Regions from separate parts of the Homo sapiens genome. Here region 2 is linked to region 1. Evidence: chromatin contacts called from ENCODE Hi-C data. All regions are on one chromosome and are shown on one strand. Each heading gives the region's core, a stretch centred on a gene start or an enhancer-like site at or near the end of the contact. The rest is flanking DNA. Distances are from core to core; before and after follow the strand shown.

Region 1 (5,655 bases), core at 2,464-4,963:
ACCTCTGCCTCCCGGGTTCCAGCTGTTCTTCTGCCTCAGCCTCCCAAGTAGCTGGAACTATAGGCGCGTGCCACCATGCCCGGCTAATTTTTGTATTTTTAGTAGAGACGGGGTTTCACCATATTGGTCAGGCTGGTCTTGAACTCCTGACCTTGTGATCCACCCACCTCGGCCTCCCAAAGTGCTGGGATTACAGGCGTGAGCCACTGCGCCTGGCCCATCATATTCTTTTACAGCCACAACTACATCTGTCATTCTTTCCCTCTCCCCTGGCAACCATTAATTTGCTTCCTATCTCTATACTTTTATTATTTGATGTTATATAAATGAAATTACATAGTATATAACTTTGTGAGATTGGAGTTTTTCACTGAGTGTAATTAATTTAAGATTCATCCAGGTTATTGTATCTCTAGTTTGTTCCGTCTTATAGCTGAGAAATATCCCACATGGATGTACCATATCCATATACCTGCTGAGTGACATTTGAGCTGTTTTCAGTTTGTACCATTATGAACAAAGCTGCTGTGAACATTTCCTTAGCCTTTTTTTCTGTTCCCATGGAACCGATTGGCAGTATTTTGATGATTATGTGTAAAAGGAAATTAGTTAAGACTTCAGGCCTCTGTACCTCAGCCATTAGTGTCTAGTCCCACATTTGGGTATCTTTGTAGAATCCAAAATAAGCCTTTAATGAATGGCATGATGTTTTGGCTTTGATAGTTTGTGCCTCAGAATACATTAATTTGCCTATTAGCTAAAATTGTCTTTGGTTCTCATATCTGTCCTTTGTCTTAGCCTATTCAGGCTGCTATAATGAAATATCATAGATTAAATGGCTTATAAACAACAGAAATATATTTCTCACAGTTCTAGAGGCTGGGAATTCCAAGATTAAGGTGCCAGCAGATTCAGTGGCTGGAGAGGGCCCACTTCCTGGGTCATAGACAGCTTTTTTATTTTTGTTTTTTTGTTATAACTGCTGCATGTGGCAGAAGAGGTGAGGGACCTCACTTGGGCCTCTTTTATAAGAGCACAAATCCTATGCATGAGGGCAGAGCCCTCATGACCTAATCACCTTCCAAAGACCCCACTCCAGATACCATCAACTTTGGGGTTAGGATTTCAATGTAGGAATTTTGGGGTATCTAAACATTGAGTCCATTGCATTTTTATAACAGTGAAGCATATTCTGTTGCCATCTTTATTGTCCTTTAGAACTTATAAGAGTGAAACTGATTTTCTGTTGTTCGTCCTTTGAGGAACAGAGACCTGTCAGGGGTGCTGTTTAAGGAGGGGTTTCCTCAAGACAATAAGTGAACGCCTTTGATTCTTAGAGTTGATTGAAGGTATTTGGAAAGGATAGAATACGCAGAGGGTGGATAAGGTACACTTGGACTTTAAACCTAAAGTCCTGATCTTACTACTTAACTCCAAAAATTAAATAGATCTCTAGATTTTTAAAGTCTCCTTGAAAAGTAAGGAAAATTGAATAGTAACGACAGCCGACTGGACTTGCTGTATGTTGAGAAACGACCTGGATTTTTTGGCAAAGGAGACTGAGGAGAGGAGTGACTATGCAGTATTCCTGCCTGATGCTTAGAGCAGGTGTCTGCCTGCCTGCCATCCCCATACACACTCGCACATATGCACTCATGCACATGCACACACATCGTGAACTCCTGTTCTGCTGCTTGGGAGACTCTGGTTCTGAGTGTGTTTTCTGAAATCTCATGAGTCTAAAATAGAAAGCACATGAAATATATGGAAGAATGTGTCTTGTATTGTTTTTATTTCTTTTGAATGAATGGCCATGATCCCCGCTTTCTGAGGAAGATATGAAGTCCAGGAGCCCCAAGGGCTGAGCAGACACTTTGCTGTATCATTGTAGCTGACGCTGGCCACAGTGGTGACTGAGCAGGATCTGCCCAGAGACTTTTGGTCAGTGGTGGGAGAGTGCACCATAGGGGTAATGTGGCCTTCTGGGCCCTCTGTTGATAAGCCAACAGTTGTGGGCCCTGGAAAACAATTCCATTGTTCCAGTTTGCTCTCTTTTACTTTTTGATTCTTTTTGTCCTGTTATACTCAGGGGAAAGTCTGAAATCTTTAACTGGAAATAAAGTGTACAACCTGATCCCTATGTGGTCTGGTCCCTGCCGCCTTCTCTGAGACTCACCTGGTGCCATGCAACTCATTCCCGCCGAGTCCACTTACTCAGGCCACCTTCCAGGCCTTCTATCCATAGCCTCATGCTCCTGCCCGCCACAGGTCGGTGGTGTGCACTATTTTTGTTCTGCCTGGGACACGGTCCCCCGTCTTTCCCCCATCGGCATTTTTCAGGTATGCCTGTGCACCCCTCAGATATTGGTTTAAACACAACTTCCTTGTGGAAGCCTTCCTTCGCCCATCAGATGTAGCTCAAGCCACTTCCACGTGTGCCTGTAGTGCCACGTACATTCCTTCACTGCATTCATCTCCATCTGTGTGATGTTTGTTGATTTGATTTGCTGCTGTTGGTGTCTCCCACCTGACCCTTGTGAAGACAGTGACCATATCTCTTTGTGCACTGTTGACTCTGCAATGCCTAGTACAGTATCTGGTACATAGTAGCTGCTCAATAGATATTTGTCGAATTAATGAGTTAAATCAGGGAAATGGCCACTCCTTAAAATGTTTTTAATTGGTGTGTCAAGGAACTTAACTCAAAAATGAGGGCCGGGCGTGATGGCTCACGTTGGTAGTCCTTGCACTTTGGGAGGCCAAGGCAGGTGTATCACTTGAGATCAGGGGTTCGAGTCCAGCCTGGCCAACACGGTGAAACCCCATCTCTACTAAAAATAACAAAAAATTGCCTGACGTGGTGGCATGCACCTGTAGTCCCAGCTACTCGGGAGGCTTAGACAGGAGAATTGCTTGAACCCAGGAGGCAGAGGTTGCAGTGAGCTGAGATCGTGCCACTGCACTCCAGCTTGGGTGACAGAGCGAGACTCCGTCTCAAAAAAAAAAAAAAAATGGAATTAGTGTCTATTTTTAAAGGTCCAGTTATGTGCTCCTATAAAATTATTAAACTGTCTAGAGATCTGTTAACTAATTTATATATTTTTTTCTTTTAGGTGGGGACCAAGGCATACTGAACACATTTTTTAGCAGCTGGGCAACAACAGATATCAGAAAACACCTGCCGTTTATTTATAACCTAAGCAGCATCTCTATATACTCCTACCTCCCGGCATTTAAAGTGTAAGTGCAGATGGTTTAACTATTGTTGGAGATGTTGAGGGCAGAGAATTGGGGTGTACAATTTTGGGGCTGCTTCATTGTCATTCCGAGGGAAATAACAGATAGACACTTTGAGGAAAGTTTCTCTTGTAAGAACCGTGGCTGCAATGGGGAGAGGCCTTGATGTTATCGGTTGCCTCATGCTTGACCCTAGGGTCCTTAGTTGCCTTTGGGACAAGGTTCCCATCAGTTTCTGGGGTTCATGGCCCTCTGGTAAGTTATTAATATGTCATGGTCAAAAACACAGACTCTTAAGCTCTGCAGACTTACAACTTGGAGGAGCTGAGTTTGTGCCCTAACTCAATGTCTTCCCCATACTGGCTGCTGAGCTTTGGTTTCCTTCACCTGCAAAAAGGTGTTAAAAGCTCCCTCATAATTGTTGTGGGGATTAAGCCAGATGCAGGCAGCAGTGTGCTGCTGTGGCTAAGAATAAGGGCTCTGGAGCTGGATGACCTCACTTCACATCCTGCAGTGACCACTTCCTGGCCTACTTACTGAACTTCTTTCTGCCTCCATGTCTTCATAGGGTTATTGTGGGTAGTAAGGGAGGTAATCATGTAGCATGGTTAGAAGAGGGCCTGGTCTACCCAACTGCTCAGTACACGTTAGATTGTTAGTCATTTTTATTTGAGAGAAGCAATATAGTGTTCAGAGTAATTCGTAAACCAGAAAGGCAGGGCATATGTCCTCACTCTGTCATTTATCTGCTACATGACTTAAGACTTGGTGCCTCAGCTCCTCCATATGTAAAACGAGGAGGAAAATAGTACCTACCTCATAGGGTTGTCAGGAGGATGAAACAAATTAATACATATAAAGTGCTCAGTGGACATTTGTTGTTTTTGGTAACGTGCTTGTTTAGCACGCACAGTCCCTGGTGCAGTTCTTTTTTTTTTTTTTTTTTGAGACGAAGTCTCACTTTGTTGCCCAGGCTGGAGTGCAGTGGCATGATCTTGGCTCACTGCAACCTCCACCTCCTGGTTCAAGTGATTCTCCTGCCTCAGCCTCCCTAGTAGCTGGGATTACAGGCACGTGCCACTACACACGGCTAATTTTTGTATTTTTAGTGGAGATGGGGTTTCACCGCATTGTCCAGGCTGGCCTTGAACTCCTGACCTCAGGTGATCTGCCCACCTTGCCTTCCCAAAGTGCTAGGATTACAGGCATGAGCCACTGCTCCCGGCCCCTGGTGCAGTTCTGATACACCTTACAACTAATACAGCCTTGCTGCACTGTTTATCTCACTGTTAGGGACAGGATCCTATTATTTAGCCTCTGACTCATTTGTGTTTAACTAAGAAGATGATTTAGATTTCTTGAACAGGGGACTAGCTGTCAGGTCGATCCTGAGACAGTTGTGAGCAGCACAGCCCTTCACTGAGTTGGGCCAATCTCTGTCCCATATGGACATTCCTGAGTTAGCGGAAAACAAAGGGCCTTTCACTCCTCATATTTCATTATCCAAAGTCCTCTCCGTAAGTCTTACACCACGGTAATAAGCATGTCTGGCTTTTTGTAGCAGCAATGTTTCCTTTTCTGTTCTTTTCTGGGAAGACTCTATCAACATCCTCCAGATAAGGATTAGAAGCATCTCATGTTCTTTCCTCCCTAACTGTTCCCTTGGTATATGTCTCCAACATATTACATTCTCTTCCCTTTGTACAATGGGAACAAGCAGACTCTTAAACACACCAACTGTGTTCTGAGTAAAGCAGACAACAGGATTCACTGTCAAGGGAGGAATAGGAGAAGCATTATTTTCACCTCTCAGTCCTTGGCCTTGTAAAATACAAACGTGTCTCACATGGAAATGTGAACCTGATCCATTTTAATCCTTACTTATAACCCTGCTAGTCTGAATAGTGTTCTTGCAAACCATGACAGTGTGACCCCTAGAGCCGAATTTGTCTATAATAGGACATTTGCTTATAGTTTAATTGACTGAATTCAGTTTAGCAAGCAAAAAGTTGACAGTGCAGAGGAGAAAGACTTTTGAATAGTATGACCATTCCACTCAGTCCTGCACAGTGAGCATGTGGTTCTGTTTGACTCCATCTGATTTCCACCTTAGCACCATTGAGCACGTTGTACCTTTCGGGGATAGCCTGGTTTATGCAGACACTGCTTGCAGTACTTTTATTTTAACACACAAGAAGCAGGTGGAGCAGAGTTAAGTTTTGAGGGGTAAGACAGACTTAATTTGCTAGAACCTTGGCCCTTTCTCTCAAGAACCCAGTTGATTTTATATCCTCCAAATGAATTGCCCCCAAAAAACCAGTTAGAGATCTAAATTACTGAAACAGGATGGTTTTCTTCTTCCTGGCTCAATGAATGAGTGCTAATTTTGGAAATCCCCCGGGTTTATTGTAACCATAG
Region 2 (5,301 bases), core at 2,389-4,888, 210 kb after region 1:
TTTGCTATTATATAGTCAATTAATTCAGTAAATAATTAACTAATGCCTACTATGGACCCAGAACACACTATTGTGTTTACTAATTGTTTTTATATGTATGTCATTTATTTTAATTTGAATATATATAACTTAGGATCAGGAATTATCTCTTATAAAGTCTTTAACTACTTACTGATGTGTTGAAGTGACAGATAAGGCACTGACCCAAGTAAATAGCAGTACTGAGTATAAGGAAATTATTTTCCACTTCACTCTTTTAGAAATAAATATTATTGGCATTAATACCAGAGAAGTAAACTTTATTTTTTTAGTCCCCCCCAAAACCTATACATTTTTCTCTTTTAATATCTGCCAGTGTTTTCAGTTGCACTAACCCTGCATATAATCCCCTCAGGTGACTTTTCTATCTTATTCTGTTACCTGATTTGTTCTATAGCATGAATCTCTCCACATGAGGAGCAAGGAAAAGTTTTTACAATACAGTCTATGATTTTTCCTATCTTCCTATGTATCTTTTATTTACTCATTTAAACTTATTCAGAAATATTTATTTAGTGTCTCCTATATTCTAGGTACTAGTGACCAAGCACTAGTACTTGCATATGCATATACTAGTACTCTCAATGCATATTTTCCTGTTCATCATCCCAGACCTTCAAGATCAACATTCAGCTTAAACTCGATTCTTTACCTAAAATTCATATTACACTCTTTCACATCTTATTCTTCAGCCCATTTATTTCCACTCCTTTTTAGTCATCATACGATAAGAAGTGCCAACCATGTCTTGTGATACTCCATCATCCTTCACTGACTGGGCTAAACATGCTGCAAATCTGGGACAAAGAAGGGACCAAAAGGTTGCTATCTGCACACATCTATGCAAAAAGTTTAGCATAGTATTGGCAAAATTGCTGAAGCTGTATTCAAAATTCACTGGTAAGATATATGGGGGAAAAAAATCACAGAGAAAGCAGTCCCACCTAGAGTTTGCAAAACTGTAGCATATTGTTGAAGCCAGAGGAGATGTTAAAGTCACAGGACAATAACAAAAAGAGAGGTGGACTTTGCAACTAGAAGATGCTCCATTTTTCCTTTTAAGGAGCCTTAAGTATCTCTATTAAGTATACTTTTTAAGTAACTGATATGGTTTGGCTGTGTCCCCACCCAAATCTCACCTTGAATTGTAATAATCCCCACATGTCAAGGGAGGGGGCCAGGTGGAGGTAACTGAATCATGGATGTGGTTTCCCCCATATTGTTCTCATGGTAGTGAATAAGTCTCATGAGATCTGATGGTTTTATAAATGAGAGTTCCCCTGCACAAGCTCTTTCTTGGCTGCTGCCATGTAAGACGTGCCTTTGCTCCTCCTTTGCCTTCTGCCATGATTGTGAGGCCTTCCCAGCCATGTGGAACTGTAAGTTCATTAAACCTCTTTTTCTTTATAAATTACCCAGTCTTGAGTATGTCTTTATTAGCAGTGTAAGAACAGACTAATACAGTAAATTGGTACCTGGAGTGGGGCACTACTGTAAAGGTACCCAAAAATGTGAAAGTGACTTTGGAATTGGGTAGCAGGCAGAGGCTGGAATAGTTTGGAGGGCTCAGAAGAAGATAGCAAGATGTGGGAAAGTTTGGAACTTCCTAGAGACTTGGAGGGCTCAGATGACAGGAAGGTATGGGAAAGTTTGCAATGTAAGACATGCCTTTGCTCCTCCTTTGCCTTCCACCATGATTGTGAGGCCTCCCCAGTCATGTGGAACTGTGAGTCCATTAAACCTCTTTTTCTTTATAAATTACTCAGTCTTGAGTATGTCTCTATTAGCAGCATAAGAAGAGACTAATATAGTCACAATGGGGTAAACAGGCTTATACTCATTGGGTAGCTTCCCTGGCACAGACAGGCCACAGGAGTAATTAAAAACAAAGGAATTTCCTCCGCCCCCATTCACCAAATTCTAAACAAACTCCTTCACTCTTCTACTCCCTGATTTTTAGAATTAAAGATTTTTTTTTGAAGCATATTCAGGGCAATGTCTTGCACTTAGTTTATGCCTGATAAAGCTGATTTGATTTTTGATCACGAACAATGGCAGAGTGGTGGTGAGTGGGGGCATAGAGAAGGATAGTATTTTTATTTTTTTAATGTGTCTGACTTTTTCCTTGGAAATAAAAACCACATATAATTTATATTATATTTAATCAAGAAAATACTGAATCCATGCAAAATAATGTTTCTGGTGAAGCTGTAAAAATATGTCATATTCCTTAGAAGATAATACCACCTTAAAACCAGGTTAAAAAAGAAATAATTACAAGATGTATTAGTTTTATTTACAACCACTTATCTTCAGGTCAGAAACTTTCTTTATTGTATATTATTAAATTCATAATATAATAATTGGATATTAGTATCTGTTATGTATTTATTTTTATGGTGAAAAATTTCAACTTTACATAATGTTAAAGAAAATAGTATATACTCATCAATAAGATTCAATAATTACAAACTTCGGCATCCTTATTTAGCTGTTTTTTAAAGATATAATCTTGGCAGCTGATGGTCATTGGGCTTGTTTGTGTTTTATTACCACTGAAATACATTTTAATGTAGTGAATATTGATTTTGAATTCCAAGTTCCCATTTGGTGGTTAATGTTTAATTAACATCATTAAAAGTGAAGACCTCAGTATAGATAAACTTCTGTACAAAAAACTTCAAGGAGAACTAAACTTTTTGTTTTACTGTGTAGTGAATATTGCTTTCAATAAGGGGATTTTCCAACTGAAAAATGAAGACATTTAAGTTACATGGAGCTTTTTGAGGACCATCCTAATAAGTACCTGACATTTTTTTATGCACATATGTGCCAAGCATTGTACTAAGAGCTTTACATGCACCCGCTCTTTAAATAACCCTATGAGCTATGCTTATTATCCTCATTTTACAAATTAGGACCCTGAAGCTGTGAAAGATTAACCTACTTAACTGTCTGGAGTCTCTCAATAAATATCAGGCAGGATCTTATTTGCTAAAATTGTATTTTATTTCTATAAGTGATGTTTTGAAAGATATAAAAAAATTTTATGCCTATCATGAATAACCATTAAATGGTGCAATAAACATAACATTGTATACAGTAATTGTTTAAATGAAAGAACTTCTGCATAAACACATAAAAAGACAGATTCCTAATCGGAGATGCAGTTACGACCATGGGAGGTAGTAAGATGTGAACACAGATCCCCAGGAACAACAGGAAAGAAGCAGGGTAGTCCACCAAATAAAAAATATACAGGAATATAAAGGAGATTGATTCAAGTGTCTTGGGTTTCAAGCCCACATTTTGCAGTTTCTGTATATAAGAAATTTTAAAAATATTTCATCTTATTGGCTCTATCCTTTAAAAATAACTTAAAATTTTGGTCTATAAACAATAAAAATAGTGACTTACGTGTCAACAGAAATAAGTTTCTTTTCCCCATGGTCAGAGGCATAATCCCAAGTCGTTTCAATAATTCCAATGTAATAATGCTTTTCTTTCGCCCAGGCTGGGGTACTACATAAAAACAGAAAAATACCAAGTATCAAAATCTTCATTTTTTTCCCCTTCTTGGAGCCTGAGAAGAAATGAAGTAAAATCAGGAGCAGGCAATTTTATAAATAAGACTTTCTTCCTTATTTGCTTGATTGACACAATTTAGTGTTGCACAAGAGTAAATTGTTTCATTAAAGCAAATATTTTCCAATTCAGTTAAGTTCTCGTAAACCACCAAAAAAACAGTTCTTGGTTGCCAGGCTTCTCTGACTGAAAATAAAAAGTCAACAGTTATTGTTGGAGGCATTAGGGTGTGCATAACTCTGTGCCTTTTTCCATTCATTGTGTAAATTCCAGGAGGGCAGAGAACGTGTCTAAATGCTCCCTTTGTTCCTCTGACAATATGTCACAGCACAGTGTCCTGCAAACAGTGCACTTTTAGTAAATCAGGATAAGAATTATGTAAAATGAATCAAAACATGTAGCTTTTTACTACAGTCATTCTTAATGACAGGGATACGTTCTGAGAAATGCATTGTTAGGCTATTTTGTCATTGTGTGACTATCACAGAGTGTACTTACACAGACTTATATGATATAGCCTACTATACATCTAGGTAGGCTATATGGTATACCTATTGCTCCTAGGCTACAAACCTGTACAGTCTATAACTATGCTGAATGCTATAGACAATTGTAACACAATGATATTTCTGTATCTATACATATGCAAACATAGAAAATGTACAGTAAAAATATGTTATTATAATCTTATGGGACCACCATCACATATGCAGTTTGTCATTTACTCAAACATTATTATGTGGTGCATGACTATTTCTAAAAGTCTAACAAATGATTAATTGCAGCTTTATGATATGAAACATGATATCTAGCATGCCAAATTTAAGTAAACAAAAATAAGAATTTAATTTGGAAGAATTTATCTGTTTTATGAGCTTGGACCAAATCTGCATAAAAACTTTACCAGATCATTCTGTATTGCTATATGCAAATAACTAGCAGAGCCTAACAGGGGCTAATAACTTTGTTTTAATCATCAAATAAACAAACCATAACTAAACCTGTCTTCAGAGGCAAAGATTAGTCTTAGTAAATAGAAAGTACCCCAGTTTATCATTAGACTGAAATTTTTCTCTTTGAAGTGGATATGAATTTTAAGGTGGAAGACTTTTTCTTAAAACCCTGTTTTTAGTCAGGAAGTATATGTCTAAAAGTATGAAATGGCTTTTTTTTTTAGCTGAAGAAAATCCTGATAACAGTTGACACTTTGTGTTAGTATAATTTTTTTTCTCTCAAATACCTCAAAACGTTGTGTATTTGCTGAAGGCCACTTGTTGAAATAGATTGGTATAGAAGAAAGCATGCGATATTTGAACAATTCCTTCATTTAGGAAATATTATTGAATGAGCCAAGTTCTGTTCTACTCACTGGGAATACAGCAGTCTGTGCCAAGTTCTGTTCTACTCACTGGGAATACCGCAGAGAACAAAACACCTACCATCATGCAACTTACATTCTACTTGGGGAAACTGAAAATATAAAAATGAAAAATGAAATACACAATATTAGTGGTGAATGCTATGGAGAAAAATAAAGCAGAGAAGGAGAATAAGGAGTGCTAGGGAAAAATCTGATGCTACCAAATGACCTCAAGTAAGATACTTCAGCCCAGCTTCAGTTTCCTCATCTGAAAATCTCAGGTTAATTGAAATGACCTATGTTAAGGCAGACAGTGG

The links. A loop is a pair of places that touch in the nucleus more often than their neighbours do. Pooled maps may share reads with other maps.
Region 2: a map of HepG2 shows a loop between it and region 1 (2.1-fold over the local background). The contact joins the promoter of CP here to the enhancer-like site in region 1. A Hi-C loop is called at or near these places in 1 of 168 maps with a recorded cell type or tissue (HepG2) and 1 of 50 pooled maps.

What each region holds. Positions count from the first base shown.
Region 1 is chr3:149,006,163-149,011,817 of GRCh38, forward strand. GYG1 (glycogenin 1) reads left to right here. Exons shown (of 8, transcript NM_004130.4): 5 at 3,114-3,240. Among named protein-coding and RNA genes, the nearest start is that of GYG1, 17 kb to the left of the region's middle. RefSeq lists an enhancer at 2,246-2,746. Within about 2 kb of position 3,714, at least 6 of the 41 ENCODE cell types and tissues checked have a DNase peak (open chromatin) inside an H3K27ac peak, as active enhancers do.
Region 2 is chr3:149,218,191-149,223,491 of GRCh38, forward strand. It overlaps CP (ceruloplasmin), which reads right to left and starts at 3,639. Exons shown (of 19, transcript NM_000096.4): 1 at 3,457-3,639. The coding sequence starts at 3,602.